Linked DNA regions of Homo sapiens: region 1 is linked to region 2. Evidence: read pairs that join two places in POLR2A ChIA-PET (ENCODE). Cell type or tissue: PC-9. All regions are shown on one strand. Links, peaks and the distances in the headings refer to the core of each region. The heading gives the core; the rest is flanking DNA.

Region 1 (5,393 bases), core at 177-5,176, 110 kb after region 2:
GACGAGCTATCAAGCCCTCCATTAAGATGGAGTATTTTTACAGTAAGGCAATATTGTGAAGAATAATGAAGAAATGAAAACACTAGGAAAGAACTTTTTAGTGAGTCTTAACTGTTCTATGTTAGGAACGTTTTGCAAATCTCTTGAGATCTATGGACTTCCATCTCAGAAAAATGCACAAAATCCTGCATACAGCCTCAGGTTTAGGAACTCTCCTGATGCCCATTTATGGGCCCTGGATTAAGAACTCCTACTCTAAAACAATACAGATACAGCCTTTTCAGGGGCCACAGGACAGCCATTTCATTTCCTATTAAAGAACCATCTGACACAAAGGTGAAGAAAAATTTGGGATGTTATTAGCACACAATGTTTATATCTTTTTAATCAACATATGCTAACAGGAAGATACAGTGACTGTGTTCCAGTTGCCATAAAGCTAATCTTTATATACTATGACTCCTTTTAGTCTTAAAACTTGCTTAAGAGCAGTGATGTCCACTATCTTCACTATCTTTTAATATTTTGATGCCTGCGACTCCACTGAGAAGGTGTAAAAAAAAAAAAAAAGGGCAATACACTCCAGTGGGATATTTTGGCCATGACAAGCCTCTGCCCCACTGACCTCTAGCCAAGTTACCCTCTTTCCCATAAAGTTGGGATTTCTTATGACATCAAACTATTCCGAAGGTAAAATTTTGAAGATTCCATACCCAGCCACAAAGCAAATGGTAAAAAACTAACTCCTCATACTTAGTACATACACAGCCTATTTCACACCTAGAATCCTCTCTTCTTTACCTTATTCACCTAAGGTTTCTGGGTCCCCACCCCATTTACTTCCAAGAATGAAAATAAGCAGAAATGGGAAAGATTACTGCAGGAAATGGAGACTGATTTCACCAGTTGAATTAAGGTAGCTGTAACACTCACTCATCTTTAAAGAAATAGCTCAAAAGAAGCTCATCTCTGATAATAACTACAAAATGATGGAATTTTCCACAGTATGTTCCTTTTATAAGATTTTACTGTAGCAAAAGTAGGTGAGTTCTCATAAAGCAACAGCTGAGAATCCAACTATAGATGCAACATATAGCTGCTCGAATGCAAGAACATGCTTTCACTAGATTCTCTACAGATATCTCAATTTAATGTGGTACTTTCTAGATCTACATTATTTTTGCCTCCTCAGATCATGAGGAAGAATGGGAAAGGGAAATTTTCAAAAGCCACAGGTTGCTTCCCAAGCAGTTTCAATGAAGACATGAGACCTAGGCCTGTATTTTCAGTGGGCCCTATCCCACCATTTAAGGTTCCATTTACAGAGGGAGACATTAGCACACTGTGAAACATAGTCACTCACCCAAATTGATCCTGCTGTAGGTAGTTGAATTAGAATTTGAATCCAGGCCCATGTGATCTCGCTACTCATCAGATACCCTGTAATTGTTTCTGGTGAATCTATAAATTATTGGTTTTGAAAGCCATGTTATTGAAGCACCATCAATTTAAAGACTTCAAGATCAACGGTTCTCAGATTTTAGCATGCCTCAGGATCACCTGGAAGGCTTGTTAAAAACTGATTTTTGAGAGCCTATCTAGGGAGGGAGCAAGACTTTGCATTTCTAACAAGTTCCCAGATGATGCTGATGCTGCTGGTCCGGGGACCGAACACTAGGGACTGCTGGACTGGATGATGGAGAGAAGAAGCCTCACTCCGGAGGAAGCTGTCCTCTGCCTCTCACCTGATGGTGCAGCAGGAACTCAGCAAAGCTATTTTCCAGACACACCATTAGATTTTTTTAAAAAAAGAATGTTAACTGTAACATTCACCTTTTCTTCCTGAGGTGAATGATGTACATTTTCCTCTCTCATCTTCTCTTTCGTCTTCTATAGACATGTTTCTTTATAAGTGACACACCTTATTACAATAGAATGTACTTTGTATAATCCTATTGAATCTACATGCTTTTAATAAGTGTAAGGTAAATAATTCTGTTTCCTTTTTATTCTGTCCTGGATAGTGAAAGTAACTTCAGTTTTATGATAGATTTTTAAGTACTCACTGATTTGGTTCCTCTGACATATATATCATTTGAAAAATTCATTTTACTAATTGTGTGTGTGTATATATATATATCACAAAACAAATTGCACTATTTATATTTGCTGATGACAAACTTTGGGAGCAAGTATGGGCAGTCGAGTCTTAAAACTTGAGTGCAAATGAATGAGCTTAATTTATTTAATCTAGAAAGCAATTATTTAGAGATTTAAGCAATTTGGCAGCTGGGTGTGCAGAAGGGGGTGTGGGTGGGACTAACATGTTTTTGCCAAGATTGAATTTTTGCCTAGTGTTTTTGGAATTTCAGGAATCTAATTAAGACATTTGGTAAATTTGCTTCAAATCCCCATAGAACTAATAAACTAGAGGCATTACAGTGTCTGTCAGCTCTGATTTAATGTAGATGCTCAGTGCCTTCAAACTAGATCAAGACTAGAGAGAAGTGCCAAATAGGTGACACTTTCCAAGTAGCCTGCAGATATCTGTTGACATCCGTGTTCCTACCATAGCTCCCTGGGCCAAGAAGTGATGGCTGCTTCACCGCATCCTTTACCTATGTTTCTGAGGGATCCATGGAACCCCTTCCCAATATTATTAGCAGATCTGGGGACACCTGAGGCCCAAGTCACCTTTCTTTTCAACTCACAGTTATAGGAGTCTTTATCCCTTTGCTGCCATGGAACTGCATTTCCCACCCCCTCCCCTTTCATAAGTTTCCTCTCTCTGGGTTTAGGTCTCTATGAAGCTCAAGCTCTGTTGCTGAGCTTAGATGAGTGTAGACTCAAGGACTGGGATGCAGACACTTTGGGGGAACTCAGAACTAAGGGCAAGACATGGTACTATTGCTGCTACATTGTCGGTGAAATTTTTGTAGGCTACCCTAGATACTGCATGAGTTTGTCTAACTTCCTTTCTTCCAGGGAAAATTACACTATAGTTTCCAAATACTGATTTTAAAATGATCTTTTGGAACAAAATTTCAGTATTATTTCTCTAGGAATAATACCCTTTCTCTTTCCCTTTTGTATAAATTTGTTCTTTTATTCTCACCTTGTTTCAAACATTTAACTTCTTGCTAAGGATCACTGTTAAGTTGTGAGCTGCTAATATTTAATTTAATCATAATTTCTGAAATATTATAATCATAATGCTATTCCATGTTACTTCCCTAATTAGACTGATACATCAATTGGCAGTTCTAGAACTGCAGTAAAGTCTTAGCTTAAGAGTCTGCTTATGCTCTTATTTAAACAATAAAAAGAGAATCTGAAGAACAGCACAACAGAAATGTGAGTATGGGGGTGTCTTGGTTGGCCTGGAACTGACACTTAAGTATGTTAGCTCATGCAATTAGACAGCACACCCAAAGTCCTCAATGAACCGGATTGAATAAAGTTTTCTAACTTCAAGGACATGCTCAAGAACACTTAAATGCATGTGCCATTTCATGATTGCCCTATAGCCCAGGAGCTAAATGTAAAAGAACTCTGGAGCTCAATACAGAATTAGAGAATTAGACACATACAGATGAAATGGGGATGGAAGTGATCAACGGAATTTAAAAGGAACAGCAGCATTGCCATTAGAAGGAGAAATCACCATGGGTGGATATAGCTGAGCAAGGTAGGTTCAATTTAGCACAAAACAGTGCTTGAAGTGGTTGTGGCTTCAGGAACAATGCAAGACTGAGTTTGAATGCTACCTGATCCATCCTGCCATCCCATCCTCTTCTGCCACTTCACTCCTTCTTGAGCAATTGTTGTTTTGGAAAAGAGAAGAAAATGTTAAGAGAGGAGCCCCAAGACTTCTTAAGCAGGACACAAAAAGCAATGACTATAAAGGGAAAAATGACAAGTTGGAGCTATATTAAAATTAAGAACTTTTGTACCTCAAAAGCTATCACTAAGAGTAAAAGCCAAGCCACAACCTGGGAGATGATATTTATGGTACATGTATACAGCAAAAGACTCCTTTTTAGATGACATAAAGAAATACTATACATTTCTAAGGAGAAGATAGCCAACCCAATAGAAAAATGAGTGGAAGACTTGAACAGACTCTTTACAAAGGAGGATAACAAAAGGATAAATAGACATCAACAGGAGATCAACATCCTTAGTCACCAGGGAGAGGCAAATTCATACTATAATACAATGTCTCTATACACTCATCAAAATAACTGAAACAAAAAACAAAAAATGCCAAGTGTTGTGGCATCGCAAATATGTGGAGCAACCACATCTCTCATACATCACTGATGGGAATGTAAATTTGCACATCCAATTTAGACGGCCATATCTACTAAAGCTGAATATACCTACATTATGATAGAATGATTTCCCTCCTAGATGTATACTCCTAGATATATACTCAACAAAAAATCACACATATATTCACCCAAAGGCATATCCAAGAATGTTCATAGCAGCACACTCATAACAACCCAAACTAGAAAGTACCTGTGGTAGTTAATTTTACATCAACTTAGCTGGACTACAGGGTGCCCAGATATTTGGTCAAACATTATTCAGGGCATTTCTGTGAGGGCATTTTTTAATGAGATTAACATTTAAACTAGTAGACTCAGTGAAGCAGATTGCCCTCCCTAATATACGTGGGCCTCAACCAATCAACTGAAGGCCTGAATAGAGCAACTTGACCCTCCCCTAAGGAAGAGGAAATCCCTCTTGTCTGATGGCCTTCAAACTGAGATATCAGGGGTTTTTTTTCCTTCATTTAGACTCAACTTGAAACATAATCATATAAGTTCTTCTTGGGTCTCAAGCCTGCTGGCCTTCAGACTGGAATGACACTATCAGCTTTCTTGATTCTCAGGCCTTCAGACTCAGACTGGAACTAAATCATCAGCACTCCTGAACATCCAGCTTGGCTCACTCTGAAGATTTTGGGACTTGCCAGCCTCCATAATCACCCTTTCCTTAAAATACATCTCTATCTCTCTCTTTAAATATATATGTATATTGTTAAACCAATAGGAGATATATATATCTCTCTTATTGGTTCTGTTGGTTCTGTTTCTCTAGAGAACCCTAATACAACATACAAATACTCATAAAGGGAAGAATAAATTAATTGTAGTATTTTCACACAATGAAATACATGGCAGCAATGAGAATGAACAAGCCACAATCACCAATACAAATATCTACACACAGAAGATAATAGTCAAAATTAATTTATACTATTAGAAGATAGGATAGTAACCTCTAGGAGTGGCAGTCACTGGATGCAGGTAGGAATGGGAACCTTTGGGATTGCTGGTCCTATTTTATTTTAACCTGGGTGCTAATTACATGGATGTGTTCAC
Region 2 (5,393 bases), core at 86-5,085:
AGGTGCATGTTTTATGACAATTATCAACCTTTATTCTACCGTGACACAAATGACATATATCATACTCCCATGGATGTACTGAAGGTAACAAATGTCTACAGTCCACTGTCTTTCCCACCCAAAAAGGTATGTCAGAAAAAAAGAGTTAGTAGATGTCTTAGCTTGGGTTACAGCAGAAGTAGACCCTGAGACAAGGATTCGAGTGCTAATGATTAATTTGGGTGAGGGGTAGAATATCAGAAAGCACTGGCTGAGGATTGGGGATATGAGGGAGGGAAGCCAACAAAGGGTTTGTATTCCAGCAAGTTACCACCATAGGCAACTGGAGTGCAATACTGCTGGGGAACTCTTGGGGCTAGTGTAAAAGACACACCTCAGAGTTATCTCAACCAAAGGGAAAGGAAACTGGGGTATTTATCTTCCAACTCCCATTCATCATTGGGAGTTAATTAATTCTTTAGAACTTTCATTTTGCCATGCATAAGCCCCTGCATGCTCTGGTAGCCAGCAAAACACTCTCAAGCAGAGAGTCACAGATATTCACAGTAAGCAGCCTTTAGTCTGTAGGGGTGGGGCTCAGGGGATTTGGGTAGGGCACTAACAGGGTCTGCTACAGTGCTAATAGCATTATTATTGGGAAAACTTTGGATTCTGTGTAATAGAAGTAAATAATTCCTATATCTTAATATTTAACTTGTATTAGTAACAGATAACATGATACATCTCACAGGAGGATGAGGCTTACTGCTTTATAACAAACATTTAAAAAAAGACCAAACAAATTATATTAGGGAGTTTGGTGATAGTTCCACTGAGCCAGTAATTATAATAACTATAATAAGGATGTAGTTGGTCAATAGGCTTATACCATCATAATGAGTTTGCAATAGACTCACTTATTATAACAATTCAATAATGATTATATTTATTTGTCTTTCTACTGACTGGTTTCAATATCTTCACAGACCTTCTCCACAGATTTTACAGCTTTTCAGGTGGAAACACACAGTGGCAAGTCTCTCTTGCTGCTCACACAGAGCATGGCCAGTCACACCGTTTCCTGAAAATTTCCTTTTGCTATTGCCTTGATGTTGGCCCTGGCATCCCACTATAGGTAGCTGTCCTCAGCTCCTGAAGCTCTTGTGTAGGTATGGGAATGTCTCCACAGTGCAAGACTGGCAATTTCTCAGAATTCCAGTATTCCAGGGACAGGCAGGAGAGCTAAGGGTCTTCTTCACATACTATAGAGTCTACCCAGGGCTCAAACATTCAGCTCCTTGATGTGCAACCATGTCTAATGCTGAGGCAAGCCCCCTAAACTACTTTGCCTATCTCTCCAATCCTTTTTCCAGGGCACTGTGACCATCACATGTTGCCAATCCTTGGTCTAGGCCCAGTGTTCATGGGACTGAGATGTTTGTTGTACTCAAAATAGGAATGTTTCTCTAGCTAACTTGGGATCTCCATAGACTTCCTTCACAAAGTAAAAATGTTCCCATCTGCTTTTAGTAATCTGCTACTGCCTTCTTCCATATGCTTCCTCTTTCCAATAGACTCTTGCATAAAATATATTATTACTTCTTTGCTGTTTCTGCTGATGCGCTTGGAGGATCTTCATCCTCTCCTTCAAACTTCACATGAACTTTTATCCTGATGTCTCCCAGTTATTTGTGAGAACACATTCGGTTATTTCTCAAGAGCTTGAAGGGTATGAAATATTTCAAGGTGATGATTTCACTTTTGATTTACACATTTTCTCCCCTTCCTTGTTCGTTATCAAGGGGAGCAAGGGGACTTAAGAGAAACCAATTTAGCCTTGATGGGGGCTCTCAGGGACATTAAGATGGCTCACTGCCAGCTCAAGAGTGGCATCTAATCAAGCTGGTGGGGCACAGCACTGAGACAATTTGCGTGGTGGGAAATCCTAGGATTCCTGTGACAAGAGGCTCCATGATTATAGTCATTAATACATTCATGGCCCTAGGCATGGCAAGACTTAGACAACATATGATGGTATTAGTCAAGAGAACTAGCTCCAGGGGATGATGGGTAAAAGCATGGATTTGGAAGTGGATAGATCTAGGTTTGAATCGTAGATCCAGCCTGTAGAATTGTTAGTACTTCAGGGACATGCTAAACCTCAGTTTCCACATCTATAAAATAGGAATAGCAATACTACTTACTATTATTATAGGGTTTTTGGAAAAGTTACATGGGACTTAGCATCATAGTAAATGCTAAAAGATGTCAACTGTATGGTAGGTAGAACTTTTGTCTCAGGTGAGGAATAGGATGGCAAGTCAGGGAAACAGAGGCAAAAGTCATAACATTTAAACTTGGGTCACCACAGCAGGAAGTAGGAACGCTTAGATGTGGGAGAAACATGAGCCATTAGGCTCTACCAGATAGTGGAACTTGGCATCTAACTCACCCATGTTCAAGCAAGTGGCAGGATGACTCAGCAAGTTGATGGAGCTGAGCTTACCTATTAAAGACATGACTAATTGCCCCAGCTAAGAGGACTTTTCATTCTTGCTCCTTTTAAAATAATGATATAGCAAATTTTCACATACTTTTCCTGAACATGGTAACTTTGTCCCATATTAACTTGAGTTCATCTAATCACAGAATGATAGAATTTTAGACTGGGAGGGCCTCAGTGCTACATTCCCTCTGCATCAACCTGGATAGTTACTACCTTGAGGGCAGTCCATTTTATTTATGGGCAGCATGAGTTAATTTTAATTTAATTCAGTAAATCTATTTTATGTGTGTAATATGGGCATAACAATACTCCTGACCTCATAAAACTGAGTGTAGATTAAATGAGAAATTCCATGGCAGAGAGTAAACGTTCAACAATGTTATTATTTAGATGTGCTACCTGTCCTAAGGTGCTCATAAATGTTTCCTCCAATGTGGAGAAATATGTCTCCTGTTAAGTTCCTAAGTGTTCCCTATGTTGCCAGGCAGAATAAATGTGATCCATCAGATATTCGGGGAAGACTCTCATGTTCTCTTTCTCATGCAGAAGAGTCTCAGTTTTCTCCTGTTTTCACTGTGATCTGGCAAGGTACAGTCCTTCCTTAAAGGGAGATAGTGGTTTTGTTTCAGGTGTAGTCCAGCCAGTACAGAGTGCCCTGATGCAGGCACAGCTGATGTCTTGGACAGAAATGCATTGGTGTCCCTTAAGATGGTATTGAACTTGCAATCAAATAAAACCCATTGGTCTTTAAAACTATAAACTGCTACCTACTCTAGGCTAACCCAGCCTTTGAATTAAATGTGGGACTTTGCATTCTGGTTAACTTGCATCCTATCAGTGAGGTCCATCATTTCAGCCTTGCCAGCTATATCTTGATTCTTGATTCCTTCATCTTTTATGTTAACTAGTCCTCCCATCTTTGGGTCATTTGTAAATGATCAAAGTATGTTTATATGTCTTCATCCAAATTATTTAAAACATTTTCAAAAAAAGGAGGAATGTCAAGTACAGCATCCTGAGGTATGCTAGTAGAGACTAATTATCAGATAAGTTGTTCAATGGACCTACCAAGTTGTTTTGCCATTCTTCCAGCATTTTCCACTCAAATCCATACAGAGAATGGGAGAGTCCTTCTCAAAAATTGCAGGATTCAGATATACTGGTTCTAAGTCATTCTACCCTGATGCCCCTGGGTTGAGTTTCATACTTGTTCTCTGCTCCCTTACGTGGTAAGTCTGAATACTCCTTGCATTTACAACATTGTACTATAATTTTTCATTTGTCTGTTCCCTTCTGTCTTTGGATTATGTGCTTTTTTGAGGGCAGGGGTTACATTTTATTTACCTCTATATTTCAGTACCTGGCAACTACAATCCACCAGGTGTACCAGGAGCTCTCTCTCTATATATTAGAAGCTTTATATATTCTTTTAGTTGTGTTAAATTCCACTTATATATTAGTCTAGTTAACTCTTCAAAAAAGAACTGAAATTAGCTTGGCAAGACATTGTTAATAAATGTATATTGAGTCTTGTGCAGAAACATTTTTTAATTGAAACTGTTTTAAAAATCACACTATGAAGGCATCCTTTTAAATAACTGTGTGGCCCGGGCATGGGGGCTCACACCTGTAATCCCAGCACTTTGGGAGGCCGAGGCAGGTGGATCACCTGAGGTCTGGAGTTCGAGACCAGCTGACCAACATGGTGAAGCCCTATCTCTACTAAAAATACAAAAAGTTAGCCAGGTGTAGTGGCACATGCCTGTAATCCCAGCTACTTGGGAAGCTGACGTAGGAAAATAGCTTGAACCCAGGAGGTGGGGGTTGCAGTGAGCTGAGATCATGCTATTACACTCCAGCCTGGGCAAAAAGAGCAAAATACCATCTCTAAATAAATAAATAACTGTGTGATATTCTCTAATAAGCATGTATCATAATTAATTTAACTAATTCCTATTGATGAACATTTAGGTTGCTTTAAATTTGTCTTGGTTTTAAATATCACTGACATGGACATCCTTTATGTAAATCCTTGACAATCTTTGATTTTTTTTTAAAGGATACACTGCTAAAGGATGATTTATTGTGTTAATGAGAATTATAAATTTAAGAATAGAAAGATTATACCAACTTACATTCTCAACATCAGAGAATGAGAATGTTCATTAAAATTTACCTTTAGAAACTTTGGTTTATTTTTAACCCCTAGTGTGACATTTTGTTGATTTTAGAAAGAAACAATTTTATTTTATTATTTTAATCAGCACTTTAAGCTTCTACTGAGATTGGAGGTTAGCTAAATATATCTTCCATTAATTTTCTGTTCATGTCCTTTGGCCATTTTCTTATTTAGCTTCTGGTGTTTTTGAATGTTTTACATATTTACATATGTTAATTAATGTATACAGGAAAATCTGGATTTAGAATGTGATTAAGATGACATTTCATACCATGGGACAGAATATACTGCACAAGAAACAATGGTGTGAAAGGTCTTTCTTCCTTTGAGGAAAAAATAAGCTTGATGTGCACCTTACACCATGCACAAAGTAAAATCCAAGACAGAATAAAGCTAGCTATAAAAACAAAACTATGAAATAATTAGACAAGATAATATTTTTCACATTTAGAATGAAGAGGGACTTTTAAAAACACAAAATTAATTCTTTGAATTCACTAAAGTAAAAGACCACTGCATGTATCTACATTAAACTACAGAACTTCTATACTGCAAAGACACATAGGCAAGCATAAAAAATAAGTGACAGATTGAGAGAAAATATTTGCAACACTGGAAACAGGTACATTTTTAAGATCTAGATATTTAAAGTGCCCTACCAATTGATGAGAAAAAGATAAGCAATCTAGTAGATTTTGAAATGGTTAACATATGCAAAAAGATGGTCAA

The links. ChIA-PET counts read pairs that join two places held together with the same protein. Peaks named below come from ENCODE experiments on the same cell type or tissue, not always from the same donor. Only the 100,000 strongest peaks of a DNase experiment are listed, where the experiment ranks them.
Region 1: POLR2A ChIA-PET joins it to region 2 with 5 read pairs; 2 of 35 experiments call an interaction of 5 or more read pairs at or near these places.

What each region holds. Positions count from the first base shown.
Region 1 is chrX:46,153,675-46,159,067 of GRCh38, reverse strand. No RefSeq gene overlaps it. Among named protein-coding and RNA genes, the nearest start is that of LINC01186, 170 kb to the left of the region's middle. In PC-9, for the core only: no CTCF peak of the experiment used is centred there; no DNase peak of the experiment used is centred there.
Region 2 is chrX:46,265,659-46,271,051 of GRCh38, reverse strand. No RefSeq gene overlaps it. Among named protein-coding and RNA genes, the nearest start is that of LINC01186, 59 kb to the left of the region's middle. In PC-9, for the core only: no CTCF peak of the experiment used is centred there; a DNase peak (open chromatin) is centred at 2,461; H3K4me3 peaks cover 126 bases; H3K27ac peaks cover 3,626 bases.